Linked DNA regions of Homo sapiens: region 2 is linked to region 1. A link is a loop called in an ENCODE intact Hi-C map of the cell type or tissue named here. Cell type or tissue: psoas muscle. All regions are shown on one strand. Each heading gives the region's core, and the rest is flanking DNA. Links, peaks and the distances in the headings are about the cores only. Region 1 overlaps LOC124903938 (a long non-coding RNA gene). Region 2 overlaps FLCN (folliculin).

Evidence for each region. Hi-C counts contacts between places; a loop is a spot of excess contacts. Peaks named below come from ENCODE experiments on the same cell type or tissue, not always from the same donor. Only the 100,000 strongest peaks of a DNase experiment are listed, where the experiment ranks them.
Region 2: it touches region 1 in a loop (1.8-fold over the local background); 8 of 110 quality-filtered maps call a loop at or near these places.

The regions. Positions count from the first base shown.
Region 1 is chr17:17,029,437-17,040,303 of GRCh38, forward strand. It overlaps LOC124903938 (a long non-coding RNA gene), which reads right to left. Exons shown (of 3, transcript XR_007065644.1): 3 at 9,907-10,321. Among named protein-coding and RNA genes, the nearest start is that of MPRIP, 7.6 kb to the right of the region's middle. RefSeq lists enhancers at 1-502, 7,164-7,223. In psoas muscle, for the core only: no CTCF peak of the experiment used is centred there; DNase peaks (open chromatin) are centred at 6,665 and 7,245; H3K27ac peaks cover 3,196 bases.
Region 2 is chr17:17,203,979-17,214,224 of GRCh38, forward strand. It overlaps FLCN (folliculin), which reads right to left. Exons shown (of 14, transcript NM_144997.7): 14 at 8,234-9,878. The coding sequence ends at 9,677. PLD6 (phospholipase D family member 6) reads right to left here and starts at 2,355. Exons shown (of 2, transcript NM_178836.4): 1 at 1,882-2,355. The coding sequence starts at 2,308. RefSeq lists enhancers at 1,374-1,493, 2,549-3,388 and silencers at 2,014-2,133, 2,154-2,203, 2,324-2,573, 2,614-2,663. In psoas muscle, for the core only: no CTCF peak of the experiment used is centred there; DNase peaks (open chromatin) are centred at 6,982 and 8,127; H3K27ac peaks cover 2,429 bases.

The DNA.
Region 1 (10,867 bases), core at 5,209-9,208:
TTCCCAGGACCTCAATGTGACTAGACAGGGCTAGCTTATCAACCCTGGGATGCGATGAGAGGGGCAAAGCCCGGCAAAAGAAACTGGACCCAGGGCACTGAGGGAAGCCTAGGTCCCGTCTGAGTGCTCCGCACAGGGATAGGAGGAGAGACAGTCGGGGGTTTTGTGAGGGAGGGGATAGGTGGGTGGTAGTAATGAGGGGTGTTCAAGTCAGTGCCCAGCAACCAAGAGGAGGAAGGAGGTAGAGGGGGTGTCAAGCAAGCCGTAGCTTCAGGCACAGCTGGATCCATAACCCTGAGGCTTGGGCTATGATGGCTGTTGCCCAACCCCCACTCCCATATCACCCAGGTCTCAGTCACCTTCCTCTCTGTGACACAACAGCCTCCTCCCTAGGGCTCCTTCCTTCCACTCTTGCCCCCACAAATCCATTCTCCATATATTGTTAAAACCATGCCACTCTCCTGCTTAACCCCTCCCCCCATGGCTTCCTGACGCCCTCCACATAAAGCAGAAACTCCTTACCCAGGCCCCAGAGACCCCCGCTGACCTCCCCAACCCCACCTCTCTCTCCTCTCCCCTCACTGCCTCTGTCCTTTCTGTCCCTTGAACACACCAAGCACATCCCCACCTGGCCAGCATTGCACCTGCTGTCCTGTCCCCCGGGTGCATCACCATGTGGCCGCCCCTTCTCAGCAGGACAGCCTAGATGTCGCTGTCCTCGGCCATCTGGCCCCCAGCCTTCTGTCCACTCCCCACACCAGCCCTGTCCGGCAGCTCCTTCTGTGATGGAAGTGCTCTTTGTCCACTGTCACCAGCCTCTGTCAGAAGCTACCGGCCCCGTGTGGCTAACAAGCCCCTGAAATGCGGCTACTGCAATGGAAGAACTGGACTCTTAATTTTCAATTACTCCAATTACTTGAAACTCATATAGCCACATGGGGCTAGTGGCCACCATTTGGACAGAGCGACTCCAATGTTCTACATGGTGTAATTTTATTTACTAGCCCTTAGCACAAAGTGACGTGATCTTAACTTCACTTGTTTTCTGTCTCTCTGACGAGAGTATCAGCTTTGTGAGGTGAGGATTGCCTCCGTCTTTTCCACTGCTGTATGCCGGGGCTTAGTAGTGGGCCTGGCGTATAGTAGATGCTTAATATGTAATTGCTGAATGAATGAATGAATGAATGAATGAATGAATGAATGCATGCATGAGTGAATGAATGACTCCTGGGGCCATGAACTCTGAATTTCTCCAAAAGGAATGCTAGTTCTGCCGGGGATTGTTGCTGTGTGACCTAAGTCAGGATCTTGCCCTCTCTGGGCTCAGCATCCTGACCAAGGGGTACCAGGGCCCCTCTGCTCCTAAGGCTCTGAGACTTCCTGCTGCTTACTCTGTCCAAGCTGCCCCGTCTATCCTTCATCCCCGATGCCCACCCCCAGTCTCCCCAGCCACTTCATAGGAAAGGGGCCAGACAGGCTTCCTGTCCCTGGAGCCTGTGTCTAGAGAGCCATCAAAGCAGGCTGCCTGTACCCGTCTCCTAGCAACAAATGGCCTTAGGAAGTATTTGAGGGTGGGATAAAGTGGTGGCCACTGTGGGGCTGTGTCCCAAATCGACAGCTCTCCAGTTGGCCAAGGGCAAGTGTTTCCCAGGAGCCAGGCCAAGGCAGGCTGGCAGTCGTGGTACATGCACCAGGAGTCGGCTCCAGGGTCCTCCAAGCCTGGGCCCTGCAGTCGGCCACCCTTACCTTCTCGTGCCTGTGCTTGGGGTTCAGAGGTGGCAGGGGGTGCTTGGGCCCTACATGCTTCTTGTGGGGACCTGTAGGAACCAGGCATGAGGAAGTGAGGAGTGGGTGCTGACTGTCAGTGACTCGAACCCTGACTGCCCCAGCATCCAACACTCACACGCATGCACATGTGCCTACTCAGCCGGACACAACACACAACTATGCATGCTGACACGCACTTGTGCAGAGGCATAGGCACAGACTGCACTTACCTTATTCTATTTATTATTTTTATTTTATTTTTAGAGACAAGTTCTCACTCTGTCGCCCAGCCTGGAGTGCAGTCATGCCATCCTAGCTCACTGCAGCCTCAATTTCCTGGGCTCAAGCGATCCCCCCGCCTCAGTCTTTCAAGTAGCTGGGCCTACAGGTGTGTGCCACCATGCCCAGCTAATTTTTAATTTTTTTGTAGAGATGAGGTCTCACCATGCTGTCCGGGTTGGTCTCAAACTCCTGGCCTCAAGCGATCCTCCTGCCTCAGCCTCCCAAAGTGCTGGGATTATAGGTATGAGGCAACTTGCCAAGCCCAAACATGCACATAGATATGGACACATGGACCTGCATATATAAAACAGACATGCAAACATATACAGCTCAATCAGACAGAATACACACACACAATGACACTCACAGACAATCACATAGAAGCCCAGATATATATGCAGTGGGGCCAGCCAGATAGCCCAGTTGCCCACAAACACACATAAATATGTACCATCATCTCACAGATCATATGACATGCAAAGATGGATGCATCTGTACAATTCACACACATATTCACAAGTCAGAGATGCAGGTCAGACCCCCAGATAAACAGGCCAACATGCATGTAGACACATAACATGGTCATTCCCAGAAACACCCTCAGAGATAGCCAGACCACCCTCTGGACATGCACAGACACAGACACATAAGGAGATGATATATCAATGACTCTTACACACACCCACGAGTCACAGCCCCTGAAGTGATATGGTGAACTAGAAGTGTCAGCCCCCATTCCTGTGGACTCTGAGCAAACCTCCACTCCCCAGCCTGGCCACACGCAGGCACGCAGGCCGGAAGAGCTGCCGCCTCTCCCTGCCCCGGCCAGCTGGCCGTCCTCCAGGCTTGGTGCAGATGGTGGGGCCAGGGCAGGGACAGCCCAGCCTGTGGCCTGTGTTGCCTGCCTCTTGAGTCCCAGGCCTCTTCTTCTTGGCTGTGGGACCCTGAAGGCCCCCTCCCCACAGCTGAGTAGGCCCTGACAATTTGTGTAACAACCTCGATTTCTGATTTCTTTTGGAAAATTAAAAGATCGATCACGACCAGGCCCAAATCCTGTAGGACAGACGGCTACGACCGAGGCCATGGAGCTGCTGCCTGTTGTAGGAGCATGGACACCCCAGATCACTGAGGCCACTGCTGCCACCTGCCTGGCCCTAGAGGCCTCTGAGTGTGCAACCCTGGAACTACATGCTTCCCTGCATGTCCTGAAAAAGAAAAACATGTCAATCCAGAGAGCAGATTACTACAACTTTCTTGGCTCTTTGTTTAGTGATACTTATCAAGAGCCTTACCAATGTGTTTATCTTTTGACTTAGCAATCCCAACCCATGAATTTATCCTAAGAAAAAAAAAATTTAAAAAGTACACAAACATTGTTCATGAATGGCTAGATACGCACATACGCATACATATGCAGCCCTGTGTCCCTGTGTGTATGCACATGTACATTATATATATATACATATATATATATATATATATATATATATATATAATTTTTTAAGATGAAGTCTTGCTCTGTCACCCAGGCTGGAGTGCAGTGGCGCCATCTCAGCTCACTGCAACCTCTACCTCCCCGGTTCAAGAGATTGTCCTACCTCAGCCCCCCGAGTAGCTGGGATTATAGGCGCACACCGCCATGCCTGGCTAATTTTTTTGTATCTTTAGTAGAGATGGGGTTTCACCATGTTGGCCAGGCTGGTCTCGAACTCCTAACCTCAGGTGATCCGCCCACCCTGGCCTCCCAAAGTGCTGGGATTACAGGCATGAGCCACCGTGCCCAGCCTACATGTGCATATATACACATTCATGTAGACATACACCTTGTTATTAGAGTTTTTACAAATACGGTCTCATTCAGCAAAAACTATGTGAGGCCATACATACTTTCCCCTTAATATGTTGTGAATACATTTCTATACTAATAAATATCTACACCCTGATTTTTTGAATAATTTTTGTTTAGTGATTTTAGATTTACAGCAAAGTTCCACAAAGTTCCCATACTCTTCCCCCACCTTCCCCTAATGTGAACATCTTACATAATCATGCTACATTTGTCAAAACTAAAAAGTTAACATTAGTAAAACATTATTAGCTGGACGACAGACTCTATTAGGATTTCGCCAGTTTCCCACTAATGCCCTTTTTCTGTTCCATGATCTCATCCGGCATCCCACATGGCATTCAGTCTCCGTCATCTCCTGAGGCTCCTCTGGTCCCTAACAGTTCTGAGTCTTTTCTTGTTTTTCACGACCTTGACACATTCGAAGAGTGCTGCTCACGTATTTTGTAGAATGCCCCTCATCTGAGTTTGTCTGATGTTTTTCTCATGAGACTGAGGTTATTAGTTTTTGGGTAAAAGATCACAGAGGTGAGGTGCCCCTGTCATTGTATCAGGGGGTACCCAGTAGCCACAAGACTTACCACCAGCGATGTTGAGGGAGCATCTGCTGAGTTTCTTCACTGTAAAAGGACTGTTTTTCTTCTTTCCATAGTCCATTAGAGGATGAGGATGAAGTTCTGCCTCTTGGAAGCGGTGGTTATCTATGTGTATTATTAGAATCTGATTTTACATGACAGAACAATGTTTCATTTTATGGATCTGCCCTCATTTATTTAGCCAGTACCCTAATGTCACACACTTCCATGACTTTCAGCTTTTCTTTTACAAACAAAGCTGCAAACCACAGCAGGAGCTCAACTTCAAATTCAAAAAAAATTGTGGTTTGTTTTTTTTTCTTTTGAGATAGGGTCTTGCTCTGTCATCCAGGCTGGAGTTTTAGTGATGTGATCACAGCTCACTATAGCCTTGAAATCCTAGGTTCAAGCAACCCTCCTGTCTTGGCCTCCCAAGTAGTTAGAATTATGGGCATGAGCCACCATGCCTGGCTAATTTTTAAAAAATGTTTTTGTAGAGATGGGGTATTGCTATGTTGCTCAGGCTGGTCTGGAACTCCTGGCCTCAAGCAATCCTCCTGCCTCAGTCTCCCAAAGTACTAGTATTACAGATGTAAGCCACCACATCTGGCCTCAACAAATAGTTTTCAAACAACTTCTCTGTAACAGACACTGCACACTCTAGTGAACAATGTTTGTATACCTCTTCAATGTTCTTTTTTCTTCTTAGAATAAATTCACAGGTTGGGATTACTAGGGCAAAAGGTAAGCACATTGTTAAGGCTCTTGATAAGTATCACTAAACAAAGCTCCAGGAAACTTGTACTAATCTGCTCTTTGGATTGACAATTTTATCTTTTTCAGCCTTTTTTTTCTTATTACAAAAATAATTTCTGTTTTTAGGAGATAACTGGAAATCACTCACTGGGCATTTAATGATATTAAAGAATTATTGTTTTTTTAGGTATGATAATGGTATTGTGGCTACTTTTTGAAAATAGTTCTTATCTTTTACAGACACACACAGTAGATGAGGGAGTATGGTTGAAACAAGACTTGTCCTGAGTTGATATGGAAGCTGGGTAATGGATACATCCACCTTCATTATATGATTTTCTCTATATTAGTAAGAAAACAAAAGCTTTTATTAAAAATTTTAAACATGATATAAATCTCTAGCTTAAGTGTGAGTCCCCATTCTTTCACCTCCCAGGGTTAACTGCAATGAACGGTTAGGTGTATGTGCCCCTGACCTTCTCCATGTAAACACTAACTGTGAATATTGCTAACACACACACTCTTAAAACAAGGATGAGCTACTACAATGCACACCATTTCTCCAACAGCTTTTCACTTCACCATATTTTGAGATGGATGGCCACGTCAACACTATCTCAGTCTTTAACAACTAGCCCCATGGTACTCCCCTGTATCAAAGAGCCATAATTTATTCATCCGATCCTCTAATGATAGACAATTGGAGTATCTCCAATTTTTGCTATTAAGAACAATGATGGAATGAACATCCTTGTACATAATATCTGTGTACCTGTGTGAGCAATTTTACAACCTATCTTTCTAGAAGTGGAATCACTATGTCAAAGTGGTCACAGACTTAAAATTTAAATAACATGTCCAACTTGCCCTTCTGGTGGACTTTCTGTGTCAAGTGCACTACATTCTCTCCTAGTGCACATCTGGAGACTATTGTCATTTGGTGCCTGCTGTAGAAAAGCCTCATGGCGTCACAGCTGGAAAGGGCCTCCGAGATCTTGTGGTCTTGCTTCCAGGGAAGGGTGGGGCCCAGCCCCCGATGCTGTCAGGGCCACGTGCAGCTCCCTGGGCTGGAGGTTGTGTAGAGCAGTGCTCACGAAGATACTGCCCATGTCTGAATCCCAGGCTTACCATTTACTGTTGTATGACCTTGAATACTTGCCTTGTCCGTGCCTCAGTTTTCTCATCTGTAAGCTGAGGATAATACTAATTCTGGGGTGGCAACTGGAAAGGGGTTAGGAGATTTTTCTTGAAGCTACATTAACAAAGTATATATTTATTTGGGGTGGCTTTCAGGGGATTGATGGATGATGGGGGGTGGGCACTAAGGACTCCCATCAGACACCACCAGCGCTGCCAGAGCTAATTTCAAATGATGACAGCTGGACTTAGTGAGATTCGACGTGACGAATGCCCAGCACACGGCACACAGCCTGGCACACTGTCAGTGCTCGATGGTTGTGAATTCTTGAATGCTGACAGGTGCTGTCTGGGACAGGGAGACCAACATTTCAGAGAGACTGTCCAGGAGAGGGAGGCCCGAGCAACAGGAAAAGAGGGGACCCAAGAAACAGCCTAATCCAGCCCGCCACTTACTACTTAAATAAAGTTTGATTGTAACACAGCTGCGCCCCTTCATTATGTAATGTCTATGGATGCTTGCACTTGACAATATCAAAGCTGAGTAGTTTCGACAGAGACCATATGGCCTGACAAGGCTAAAATATTTAGTATCTGGCCCTTTACAGAAAAAATCTGCCAACCCCTGGCATAGGGGTTATAGGCATACTAATACATGCTGATAGTTCTTGAGCTCACACCGTGTTTCAGGGACTGTTCTAAGCACGTCACATATATAAATTTCTTTAGTCCTCACAATACTCGTATGACATGGCTACTATTTATGGTAGCTAGTCTCAATGGTGGCCCCAGTGAACCACGTCTCCTGGGGCTGACGCCTCTGTGGGCCCCCCACCTCGAGTCTGGGACATCCTGTGCCGTGTGCTGACTAATGGCATGCGGTCGAGTGCCAGGCCTGGCATTAAGGAGGATGGGTACTTCTGCTTCTTTGCTCTGGGGAACACTGAGGTGCTGCACGCAGAGCAGAAGGGGAAGCCATGGGGAAAGGAGAGGCTCTGAGGCTGCAAGGAAAGGACGAAGGTCCAGCCAGCCCTGTCTCAGTCCAGCCTCCAGTGACCTCACCCAGCTACCATGCAGCCACACTTACAGCAAGCAAGACCAGCAGGACTGCCGGGCAGAGCCCAGTCCACTCTCAGAACCAGAGAGACAAGAAAATAGTGCTCAAGCCACTCTGCTTTGTGGGGTGGGGTGGTTCTGCAGCAATAGCTGGCTGAGACACACCACACCAGAGCCTTCGCCTTTCCACCCTCCTTTATCCAGTGGTTCCAACTCCTGTGTGGTTATGAGAATCCTCCAAGTAGCCTTTACAGACACCAATTAAATCAGAATATCTGGAAATGGACCAGAATAGGAATCCTTTTTTTTTTTTTTTTCTGAGACAGAGTCTAGCTCTGTCACTCAGGCTGTAGTAGCACTGTGGCACAATCTCGGCTTACTGCAACCTCTGTCTCCCAGGTTCAAGCCACCCTAGTAGCTGGGATTACTGGCCTGCACCATGATGCCTAGCTAATTTTTGTATTTTTAGTAGAGATGAGTTTTGCCATGTTGGCCAAGCTGGTCTCGAACTCCTGGCCTCAAGTGATCCACCTGCCTCGGCCTCCCAAAGTGCTGGGATTACAGGCCTGAGCCACCGCGCCCAGCCTCCAGAGTAGGAATTTTTTTAATCCTCCAGGATTTGAGAACCACAGCTCCACCCACTATTTCCAAAACTTGCCTAGCAGAAATATTTTAAAAACAGATTCTTCGGCTGGGCACAGTGACTCATATCTGTAATCCCAGCACTTTGGAAGGCTGAAGCAGGAGGATCTCTTGAGCCCAGGAGTTCGAGACCAGCCTGGGCAACATAGTGAGACCCTGTCTCTACAGGAAAATTAGCAAGCAAGGTGGCACACTCCTGTAGTCCCAGCTACTTGGGAAGCTGAGGTAGGAGGATCACTTGGGCCTGGGAGGTCAAAGCTGCAGTGAGCCCAGATCACACCACTGCACTCCTGGGCGACAGAGTAAGACCCTGTCTCAATAGCAATGACAAAATAGATTCGTGCACTCCAACAGATACACAATTCCATGGGAGGCCCTGGAAACCTGTAGCATTCACACATTCCTCCAGATGAATTTTATTATCAATGATTAGCAGAAAAAGGGCGAGATGAGAGCCCAGCTCTCAGGTGTGGAGAACTGCTTGGCAGTTTCCCATCAGGTTAAACATTCACTTCCCAAAACTTAGCCATCCCTAGTCTTGGGTATTCCCAATAGAAATAAGTGCTTGGCCGGGCGCGGTGGCTCATGCCTGTAATCCCAGCACTTTGGGAGGCCGAGGCAGGCAGATCACGAGGTCAGGAGATCGAGACCATCCTCACACAGTGAAACCCCGTCTCTACTAAAAAAATACAAAAAAAATTAGCCGGGCGTGATGGCGAGTGCCTGTAGTCCCAGCTACTCAGAAGGCTGAGGCAGGAGAATGGCCTGAACCCAGGAGGCGGAGCTTGCAGTGAGCCAAGATCGTGCCACTGCACTCCAGCCTGGGCGAAAGAGCGAGACTCCATCTCAAACAAAAAAAAAAAAAAAAAAGAAAGAAGTGCTTATGTCCACCAAAGACAAGCACGAAGATACTCGTAGCATTATTCATAATGGCCCCAAACTGGAAACATCCTGAATGTCTATCCACGGGAACATGGACAGATAAATTGTAGTATTTCCACACAAGGGACTACCAGGCAGCAATGAAAAAGAATGAAGTACTGATATATACAGTAGCCGTGTGGATTGAATTTCACAGGCATACTGTTGAATGAGAAGAGCCAGGCATAGCTCGCAGCGGATTCCACTCATCTATGGTGATGGAGATCAAAATAGTGGTTACCTCTGGGTATCTGTGTGTAAATTCTGCTCCCTAACAGGACACAGGGAAAACTTCCCAGGATGGCAGTCAGAGCCACAAATCAAGACTTACCTGCATTTGGGGCTCACCTGAGCGGCCTTTTCTTGCTTGCTTGCTTATTTGCTTTTTTGAGATAAACAATATACATTGAGGTGTACACAATGCAGTGAAAAAAGCATACAGCCCAGTGAATCTTTACATGTTTACACTGAGTATTGAACTTCATGCAAAGTGCTGTTCTAGGCCCCTGGAAAGGGAAGCCAAGGTTATGAGACACAGACTGTGTCGGTATGGATTTCATAATCTGGTGGAGGAGATATTACAATACAAGGTGGAACGATGACTTTTCATCCATTCACCCATGGGGTGTTTTTCTTGTTTGTTTTGTTTTTTGAGACAGAGTCTCACTCTGTCGCCCAGGCTGGAGTGCAGTGGCACGATCTCGGCTCACTGCAAGCTCCGCCTCCCGGGTTCATGCCATTATCCTGCCTCAGCCTCCCTAGTAGCTGGGACTACAGGCGCCTGCCACCAAGCCTGGCTAATTTTTTGTATATTTAGTAGAGACAGGGTTTCACTGTGTTAGCCAGGATGGTCTCGAACTCCTGATCTCATGATCCGCCCGCCTCGGCCTCCCAAAGTGCTGGGACTACAGGTGTGAGCCACTGCACCCCCATGGGGTGTTTTTGAGCCCCTGCTCTATGCCAGGCACTGAACTAGACAGGGGAAATGGAGTAGCAACCAAGACCCCACTCTACCGTGAGGGTTTTGGAGAGGAGCGCAACTAATTGATTCTACCTCCTAAACATTTTCCAAATTCATTCCCTTGCCTCCCACTGACCCTATCCTAGTCAGGCTGCTACCCTCTCTCCTCTGCAGCTCTCTCAGTCCTTGCCCCTGATTCATTCTCCAGATCAGCAGCCCTTACCTAAGTGCTCAGCCGAAAAAAATTCAAAATTGATGACTGCCCCTGGCCCAGGCAGCTCCGGTGCTGGCCTGTGTGGGCTCAAATCTTCACTTGTAGGATCTATAATTGTGACCACAGGCAAGTTCCTGATATGTCCTGAGCCTCGTGTGTGTCTTCTATAAAATGGAGATGAAATAGTATTAACAACAAAAACCATACCTGTCTCCCTGAAGAGGCTAGGCTTGCACCATCCACTACTCCTCCCAGTGCCTCTCAATGCTGGTCACTCCTGCCTCTCTGAACTACCCAGTGATAGAAAGCTGCTTCTGTTCATGAACACACCCTTTGGTTTCAAGGCCTGAGACTCTATAATTGGTGCCCCAGTTTGACGTGTCTTTCCCTTCACCTTCTCTGGCTGGGTCTTACTCAGCTCCAGACTCGGCCTAGGCATTGCCTCCTCCAGGAGCCTTCCCTGAAGCTGCCTACGGGGCTGGGTGCCCCTGTGTGGGCCCCCACAACACCCCGGATTGAACTTCTCTGTCTCCTGTTTCTGTTTGTCTCCACTTGCTTGAGTGTGGGCTCCTGCCGGGCAGGCTGCCTCTGAGTTGCTGAATGAAACTCTTCTTTGCGCCCCTACTGTGGACCCCTCCAGTCCAGTGCAGGTGCTGGATGTGCCTACTGACCTGAGCAGAACATGCTGAGCACTTTAAGGGAGGTGGCCT
Region 2 (10,246 bases), core at 6,238-10,237, 180 kb after region 1:
TGGCAGGATGAAGACGTGGTGGCTTCCTTACCTCGAGGAGCCAGCCCTTCTTCTCACACTCTGGCCACTCCTCTGGCACGTCCTGTCGGCACAGCCCTCCAAACACATTCCTCCACACGGTGGGCAATGTAAAACCCCACCATCGCCCACACCTCCTGCCTCCGCTGGGATCCACTGCCCACCTCCCCGTCCCCTCCCCGCGGCCTGCCACCTCTGGCCACAGGGGACTTCCTGCCCTTCCTCAAAAGGAAGTCAGTCTGTGACCCAGGGCGACTGTGCTGCTGCCCCTTCCAGCCGCATGCCTCTCCCTCCGAACAGTCCACTGGTGTCAGCAAGGTCCCTGCCCTGAGTGTCACTGCCCCTGGGCAGCTGACCTGGCCCACGCCACTTCCTCCCACACCACTGCCTCCTTACCCTGCTTTATGAAGTTTTCTTGGCCCTTCTCAGTGCCCTAAATGAAATATTCATGACTTAGTTGGCATCTCCGTGGCAACCTGGCCTTGTGCCCTTGTGCCCTAGGATGTTCCAGCTCCTCACAAATACTGGCACAGAGGGGACATTCCTTGAACAGTGAATGCCACTGGACAGCCTCGAAGTCAGCGAGGATGCTGGGAGGCCATCCCAGAGGGGATCCGATGGGACCTTGGTCTAGGGGCCCTTGAAGGGTCTTCACCAACCTCAGCTTCTACGACTGTAAAAGCAACTCAAACAGAACTGTACTGTGCATGCCTGGAGGTCCCCAAACCTCCCGTTAAAATGACCAACACATGGGAGGACAGCTCTTGTGGCTGCCCCAAAGAGAAGGAGACATCCTCAATATGAAAACCACGTGCCCCACTCTGCTCCCACATGGCGTGCAACATGCCCCACACCACCCAGAGCAGGGAGGGACCCTGGCTGACTCTGGAGAGGCTGCTCTGAGGCCCAAGTCAACAAGAGGCTATGGCTGTGCAGAAGGAACAGCGCGGCGGTGACCACTGCCCAGCCTGGACAATTCCCAGGGCTCCACACATCTCTCGGTCACTGCGACCACCAGTATTATCAGATCCAACCGTTGCACGTGCAGGCGTGACTTTCTGGGTGCCTGAGTGATGGAGACAGAGACAGGCCCAAGAGTCTGTGAGTGCAGATACACAAAAGGCAACAGCAGGCTGGGCCGCCGAACTGGGCCAGGATGGACTGAGAATCCTCAGGTGGGACAAGGATCCCAATTATTCACATTTCCTGGTCCCTTCTGTCCCCACCCCATGAGAGAGGCGCCCCCGCCAGAAATATGTGTTCCCCTCCTTTTGCAGCTGGGAAAACAACCGAATGTCCTGGCGCTGCTTTCTAGAACATGTTCAGGTCTCCCAGAGCCCAGTGGCCTGAGATTCACTGGGCAGCAGGTGGCCGCCTCTCCCCAGAGCCCTTCAGTCTGGAAGTCCAAGCACAACCCTGGCGTCCAGCTCCCCTGCCACCAGGATCCAGGTTACCAGAGGCCGTCCGGGGATCTCCGGCAGCGTAGGAGGGCGGGCCCGGGCTGCAGCAGTCACGAAAACTCCGCCGGCGGCGCCCGAGGAGTTGCTAGGGGAATCTGCTCCGCCTCTAACCCGGCACACGCAGGCCCACCTGCTTCCAGCATGCCGGGACAGTTCACTGAGAGAACCGCCCCCACCGCGGAGGCACCGAGGGTCCGGCTCGCTTATGCCCACGCAGCCGGCTAGACCTTCTGTGGGGGCTCTGCTTTCTCCGCGTTACACCACCCCGACCCCACAAGGCCACGAGGAAAGTAAATGAGGCCTCAGCCCGTCCCCAGACCCCCTCCCCTAAGTGTCCACCTTTGCGCCTAGGACCCCGCGTGGGCCAAGCCGGCCTTCTCCGCTTGGACCCCGCCGGGCCTACCTGCCTTGCGCAGCAGACCGATTTGCGAGCCGTTGAGGGCCATGTAGTCGCAGTCGGTGACGACCCGCACTCGCACCCCACGCTGGTGCAGCAACTGCACGGCGCGGCCCAGCTGCGGGCTGGAGAAGGCGAACAGGCAGAGATCCAGGCTGGCGCGGGCGGCCAGCAGGGCACGCAGCAGGCGGCTTAGCGCGCTCTCGCCGTGGGGCAGGCCGCACGGGCAGCCCTCGGGGAGCTCGGCCAGCTCCGCGCCCGGAGCCCGCAGCAGGGCCTCGGTACAGGTCACCTGAGACGGGAAGAACAGCGCCTCGCGCCGCGGCCGCCGCCGCCTGGACCGCAGCCAGCGCAGCACCCAAGGCAGCGCCTCCAGAGTCAGAGCCAGGCCCACAGCCGCCGCGGCCGCCACCTGCCAACTCAACCGTCCCATGCCGCCGCTAATCCGGGACCCACAGCCACGCCGCCGCAGCGGAGTCTGCGCGCCCCCAGCCCTAGACCGCCAGGCCACGCCCCCGTCACGCGCCGCCAGCGGCCATGTGCCAGGCCACGCCCAGCCCCCCATGGCCACGCGCCAGGCCACGCCCTATCACGTCCTGCCAATTGCCACGCACCAGGCCACGCCCCCGTCACGCAGCGCCAACGGCCACGTGCCAGGCCACGTGCCAGGCCACGCCCAGCACCCATGGCCACACGCCAGGCCACGCCCCCGTCACGCCCCACCAACGGCCACGTGCAAGGTCACGCCCTCAGCCCCCGAGGGCCACGCGCTAGGCCGCGCCATGCCCCCACAACTGTCACGCACCAAGCTGAACCCACGCCTCCCATCAGCCCGCCCCCAACCCTCAACAGGTGACCACGCCTCCCTCCACGCGCCAGGCCACGCCCCCTGCCACAGACACCCTCCACCCCCCAACGCCAGGCTGTGCCCCCCATTTTCCTTCCAGCCAGGCGCTCGGCCACGCCCTCCAGGTTCCACCTCCCACCACGTGCCAAGCCACGTCCCCAAGCCCGCGCCACCAGGCAGCACCTGCACACCCGCGGGCCACGGGCCCTAGCACACCCGTCACCTGCCCAGGCCAGAGACCGCTCTCCGCGCTAGAAGCCACAGCAACCCCGGCTTTCCTCGCATGGAGCACAGCAGAGCTGCTCTGGAAATGTGGGGTCACACCTTCACTGTCTTCTCGGGAGCAGCTAGGCTGGGCTGGGGAATGACCTGGGAACACAGATAATCAGGGAATCAACACAGCTGGAGGCAGCATTGGAACCCAGCATACTGGAGGCGGTGTCGGCCCAGAGGTTTTTTCCTAGCCCAAGAGGTTTTTTCCAGCCGGCGTTGTTGGAAGGCCTGCCCTGCTTTAAGCATAAACAGAGGAAGAGACTAAGGCAGCCGAGGGCACTGGGCCGGGGGCATAGGGAAACGGGGCAATGTGGTGGTCTGGGCTGGATCCTGGAACCGAAAGAAGACATTCACGGAAAAACTGGTGAGAGCCAAATAAAGTCTGGAGCTTAATCGCATTGTACCAATGTCAGTTTCTTAGCTTTGACAAATGTATGAAAGGAATGTAAAAGGTTAACAAAGGAAGCTGCGTGGGGGTAAATGGATCTCTCTGTTCTATATTCGAAACTTTTCTGTAAAGCAAATTATTCTAAATTAAAAGTTTATTAAAATATTAAACTTGCACCTTCCATATGATCCAGCTATCCCACTCCTAGGAGAAAGGGCGGGATCCATTAACACAAGCACGTGTCCTGGCAGGCGTATGTGCCTAGAACAACCCAAAAAGGCGTCAGCAGGTAAACAGGTAAATAAGCTTTTGTATATCTGTACAAGGGAATGCTATTTAGCAATAAAATAGAATGAAGTGGCCTGGCACGGTGGTTCATGCCTGTTATCCCAGAACTTTGGGAGGCTGAGGCAGGAGGACAGCTTGAGTTCGGGAATTCGAAACCAGCTTGGCCAACATGGTGAAACACTGTCTCTACCAAAAAATACAAAAATTAGCTGAGTGCGCTGACGTGCCTGTGATCCCAGCTACTCGGGAGGCTGAGGTGGGAGAATCGCTTGAGCTCTGGAGACTAAGGTTGCAGTGAGCCAAGATCATGCCATTGCACTCCAGCCTGGGTGACACAGCAAGACCCTATCCCCCCCCCACCAAAAAAAAAAAAAAACAGTACTCACATGTGCTACGACGTGGATGAATTTCATTAATATTGAGTGGGAAAAGCCAGACAAAAAGAGTACATACTGTATGATTCCATTTACATAAAATTCTAGAAAATGCAAACTAGATTGAGGGAAAGCAGACCAGTGTAGCCTGGAGGCCAACAAAGCCACAAGGAAGTGGAGTGATGGATGTGTGCTTATCGGGTTGACTGTGGTGGTTTCACAGGTATATACATATGTCAAATTGTATGGTGTAAATAACTAAAAATGTATGTCAGTGATTATGTCAATAAAATTCTTTTTTTTTTTTTTAAGACGGAGCCTCGTTCTTTCGCCCAGGCTGGTGTGCAGTGGTGCGATCTCGGCTCACTGCAACCTCTGCCTCCGGGGTTCAAGTGAGTCTCTGCGTCAGCCTCCCGAGCAGCTGGGATTACAGGCGCCCACCACCACACCCGGCTAATTTTTGTATTTTTAGTAGAGATGGGGTTTCACCATCTTGGCCGTGCTGGTCTCGAACTCCTGACCTCGTGATCCACCTGCCTCGGCCTCCCAAAGTGCTGGGATTACAGGCGTGAGCCACCGCACCCGGCCTTCTTTTTTTTTTTTTTGAGATGAAGTCTCGCTCTGTCGCCCAGTCTGGAGTGCAGTGGCACGATCTCGGCTCACTGCAACCTTCACCTCCTGGGTTCAAGCAATTCTCCTGCCTCAGCCTCCCAAGTAGCTGGGACTACAAATGCACACCACCACATCGGCTAAATTTTTGTTTTTGTATTTTTAGTAGAGACGGGGTTTCATCGTGTTAGCTAGGATGGTCTCGATCGCCTGACCTCGTGATCAGCCTGCCTCGGCCTCCCAAAGTGCTGGAATTACAGGTGTGAGCCACCGTGCCTGGCGAATAAAATTCTTAACAAAGAAAAAGAACACTTGAGTTTAGTGCTGGCTCCCAGGCTTCCTAGCTGCATGGTCTAGGGCAAATTGATTCATCTCTTCTGAGCTTCACTTTCCTCATCTAAAACGATAATGAGAGGAGGGACTTGGAGTTGTGGAGGTATAAAGAAGGACTCAAATCCCTCCAGAGAGGGATAAACAAAAATAAAACTGGGGGAAAACAGTTTTCAAAAACAGCCACTTCAGGGCTGGAAATCTACCAAAGGCAGACAACAAAATGAGAAGCTTTATTTGATTTTTATTTATTTTTTGTCTTCCAGTTTCTATTTTTAACTTTGTCGGTATATAGTAGGTATATATATTTATCGGGTACATGAGATATTTTGGTACAGACATGCAATTTGTAATAATCACATCAGGGTAAACAGGATATCCATCACCTTAAGCATTTATCCTCTTTTGTGTTACAACATTTAGTTATTAGTTTATTTATTTATTTATTTATTTGAGACGGAGTCTTGCTCTGTTGCCCAGGCTGGAGTGCAGTGGTGCGATCTCAGCTCACTTTGCAAGCTCTGCCTCCCAGGTTCACGCCATTCTCCTGCCTCAGCCTCCCAAGTAGCTGGGACTACAGGTGCCCGCCACCACGCCCAGCTAATTTTTCGTATTTTTAGTAGAGATGGGGTTTCACTATGTTAGCCAGGATGGTCTCGATCTCCTGACCTCACTATCTGCCCTCCTCGGCCTCCCAAAGTGCTGGGATTACAGGCGTGAGCCACCGTGCCCGGCCTAGTTTTTTATTCATTTATTTTTCAGATGGAGTCTTGCTCTGTCAGCAGTGACGTGATCTTGGCTCACGGCAACCTCCGTCTCCCAGATTCAAGCAATTCTCCTGCCTCAGCCTCCAGAGTAGCTGGGATTACAGGCACCCACCACCACGCCCGGCTAATTTTTGTATGTTTAGTGGAGACGGGGTTTCACCATGTTGGCCAGGCTGGTCTCGAACACCTCACATCAGGTGATCCGCCCACCTTGGCCTCCCAAAGTGCTGGGATTACAGGTGTGAGCCACCGTGCCTGGCCGTTTGTGTTTATTTTTTATTTTTTGAGACAGAGTCTCGCTTTGCTGCCCAGACAGGAGTGCCATGGGGCCATCTCAGCTCACTGCAACCTCCACCTCCCTGGTTCAAGCGATTCTCCTGCCTCAGCCTCCTGAGCAGCTGGGATTACAGGTGCCTGACACCACGCCTAGCTAATTTTTGTACTTTTAGTAGAGATGGGAGTTCACCATGTTGGCCAGGCTGGTCTCGAACACCTGACCTCAGGTGATCCGCCCACCTTGGCCTCCCAAAGTGCTGGGATTACAGGTGTGAGCCACAGTGCCTGGCTATAATAACCATTTTAATATGTGTGTGTATGTCATTAACATCATGTCGTATACCTTAAATATATACAATTTATTTTTTAAAAGCTTATACAAACTATATTATCAGATAAGGGGTTAATTTCCACAATATATAAGAGCTCAAGTGATTCTCCTGCCTCAGCCTCCTGAGTAGCTGGGACTACAGGCGTACACCACCAGCCTGGCTAATTTTTTTTTTTGTATTTTTAGTAGAGACGGGGTTTCACCATGTTGGCCAGGCTGGTATCAAACTCCTGGGCTCAGGTGATCCTCCTGCCTCGGCCTCCCAAAGTGCTGGGATTACAGGCGTGAGCCACCATGCCCGGCCCTGAGTGTAAGTATCTTGAATGTAAAATCAGGAAACCCTTGACTGCCTTCAAACACATGGGGAAGGTTCAAGATCTGGAACTTGTTTTCTGTCTCTTCCATTTTGTGAAAAGCTACAAAATCAGGAACCCCTATTCCCTCACAAGGACAGCAGAGTCTGGCCTGGTCTTGGGCTGGCATAGGTTCAGCTCAGCCTCCTGCTCTTCTGCACTCATGACCAATAGGAAAAATCTTCAAGAACTGCATGCCTGTGGGGAGAAAAAGCCCACAGCTGCCTAGAAACACCAGTTGGCAGCTGGGTGCGGTGGCTCACCCCTCTAATTCCAGCACTTTAGGAGGCCGAGGCGGGCGGATCACGAGGTCAGGAGTTCGAGACCAGTCTGGCCAACATGATGAAACCCCATCTCTACTAAAAATACAAAAATTAGCCGGGTGTGGTGGCATGTACCTGTAATCCCAGTTACTCGGGAGGCTGAGGCTGAATTGCTTGAACCAGGGAGTCGGAGCTTGCAGTGAGCCGAGATCACACCACTGCACTACAGCCTGGCAACGGAGCAAGACTCTGTCTCAAAAAACAAAAACAAAAACAAAACCACCAGTCGGCATAGGGCCTTGCCTGCCCCCTCGCCAGCAAGCTCTGTTAGACATGGGAAATCCAGGTCACACATGCCCCTGAAGTGAATGCAGAGCTAACTTACACTGGGCTCCTACTTGCCAAGTGGATTCAGCCACTAGACTGGCAGACAACTGGCAAAAACTGAGCATAGAACCACGTTCCCAGGAATGCCATGCACGAGAGAAAGACAGGAATCTGTACCCGAAGCCGGGGAGGACAGTGGGTGGTCATCTCTCCCTTGACCCACATTGGCCAGGGGGTCCCCTCCCACTCGAGGTAGATGACTAAACCGTGAACCTGCTGTTTTAGGGATTGCCACGGTCACCCAGGGTGATTCCAGCCATCTTCCTCTCAGATGGACATGTCTTTTAAATATCATCATTATTAAGGGATGAGCCATTTCTAATGCTGAACAAAATGAAAAGCACATGGGCATAGGTACTCAACAGATGTCCTTGGGATAAATGAGTGTTTGCTTCTCTCCAACACCAACTCCAACGACTAACTTGGAGAAGATTGTCTACGATCATTATAGCAGCTTAACTGTGCGAATTGGCCACTCACTGGTATTTTGTTTTGTTTTTTGAGATGGAGTCTCACTCTGTTGCCCAGGCTGGAGTGCAGTGGTGTGATCTTGGCTCACTGCAACCTCTGCCTCCCGGGTTCAAGTGATTCTCCTGCCTCAGCTTCCTGAGTAGCTGGGACTACAGGCATCTGTCACCATGCCTGGCTAATTTTTTATATTTTTAGTACAGACAGGGTTTCACCGTATTAGCCAGGATGGTGTCGATCTCCTGACCTCGTGATCCGCCTGCCTCAGCCTCCCAAAGTGCTGAGATTACAGGCATGAGCCACTGCGCCCGGCTGACTCACTGGTATTTTTTAACCATAGTATTTCCTGTGCCTGAGCGCAAATAAATAGTAGGCATCAAACCAATAAAACCATGTAGTAACAATTTACAAAAATACATCTTTATTGTGTTCCAATGTTGTTGCATTATACAGATACCTAGTTATATAAACTTGGTCTTCATGTTAAATATAAACACAAAAAAACTAGAAACAAATCAGCAAAACCATCAGAAAATCCCTCTGAGCCATGAATCCTTATTAAAAATGTATAGTGGGGGGTACCTGTAGCTGTATGTTGAAGCAGGAGGACTGCTTGAACTCAGGAGTTCAAGACCAGCCTGGACGACATAGCAAGATGCCATCTCTTTAAAAAAAAAAAAAAAAAAAAAAAAAAGGGCCAGGCACAGTGGCTCACGCTTGTAATCCCAGCACTTTGGGAGGCTGAGGTGGGTGGATCACCTGAGGTCAGGAGTTTGAGACCAGCCCGGCCAACACGGTGAAACCCCGTCTCTACTAAAAAATACAAAAATTAGCTGGGCATAGTGGCGGGCACCTGTAGTTCCAGCTACTCTGGAGGCTGAGGCAGGAGAATTGCTTGAACCCAGGAGGCAGAGGTTGCAGTGAGCCAAGATCGTGCCATTGCACTCCAGCCTGGGCAACAAGAGTGAAACTCCCTCTCAAAAAAAAAAGTACAGTGGGATGATGAAATTGTCTTCAATCACCACACTCCGAAAATAGTTAACTGTAACCAAACGTAAATGTTGAAAGCAGCAATAAAGACAAAAGCGATACAGAATAAAAGCATGGCGGGGCTCACCATATCCAGGGGATTGGGCAAGTCAGATGCTTGCCGACCCCTCAGCAACCTGTCTTGTGCAAAAATGATCAGGGACTCCATCATTAAGCCCCAGGTTACCTTCACCAGCACCTGCAGGGGAACACCCCAGAAGACGAGCCCCATGGCTTCAGAACACACATTTCAGAGGACCAAAAGATGAGGAAGAGATCCACTTCACTCCCCAAAGTCTCTTGCGGAGCCCTAACTCAATCACTCAGTGACCAAGAGCTGGCAATGTACTGAATATTCACAACTGCAGCAAAAGGTACCCTCAAACATAAGGCCCAGAAACTCTTGCTGAATTTCAAAGTAGAAACGCTTGAATGTTAACCTCGGGAGCAGACATGTTATTGCGACTGCATACTGAGTCGGACCTGTTTCTCCTGCGGGTTTTGAGTCTAAGTCCACAAGGGGCCTGGGAGGCAAGCTGTCCTCCTAGTCGTCTCTCCAAGGAGTTTGAACACAGAGAGAGCCCATCATCCCTCCGCCTTTCATTGCCATCTTCAGCGATTCCAACGGCTGGAGGGAGAGTCTGGGAAGCACACAGGCCCCAAACCTGACAGGGCCGAGCCCAGCCCTGATGGTTTCCCTTCCTTGCTGGGACACAGCTCCTTCCAGCAGTTGAGAAACTCAAGGGACAGTCCCTCTCACGGGGCTGGAGGATCCTGTGGACAGCCATCCCTGTCTTTAGGCAGGTGTGTGTGACGGGTCAGTTCCGAGACTCCGAGGCTGTGGGGCTGCGGACCGTGGACATGAGGTGTGACTTGTAGGTCTTGCTCAGGCCAGTCATCCAGAACTTCAGCAGCTTGACATTGTCCTCCTCGGACGCACCCAGGATGCTCAGCAGCTTCTGTGTGTCCTCTTTGGGTCGACTGTCCACCTTGGTGAACTTAAAAAGCACCTTCACTTTGCTGAAGAAAACCAAAACAAAACACTCAGACACCACAGCACAATCCCTCGAGCCCTGGTCACGGGGCCAACCAGGGGTGACACGGCTTTGGCACCAGCAGGAGCTGTGCAGGCAGAGCTGGAATCCACACCCTTGGGGCAGCAGGCTTGGCCCCTGAACTGCTGAAAGGAGCTGTGTCCCAGCAAGGAAGGGAAGCTGTCGGGGCTGGGCTCGGCCCTCTGTCGGGTATGGGTATGGGGCCTGTGCGCTTCCCACACCCTCCCTCAAGCTGTTGTCAAGACGCCAAGAAGAAAGAAAAACCTTCCTTAAACTCGTGGAAGACACTGGTTGCTCCTAAGCTTCACTGCATGATTTTAAATCAGGACAATG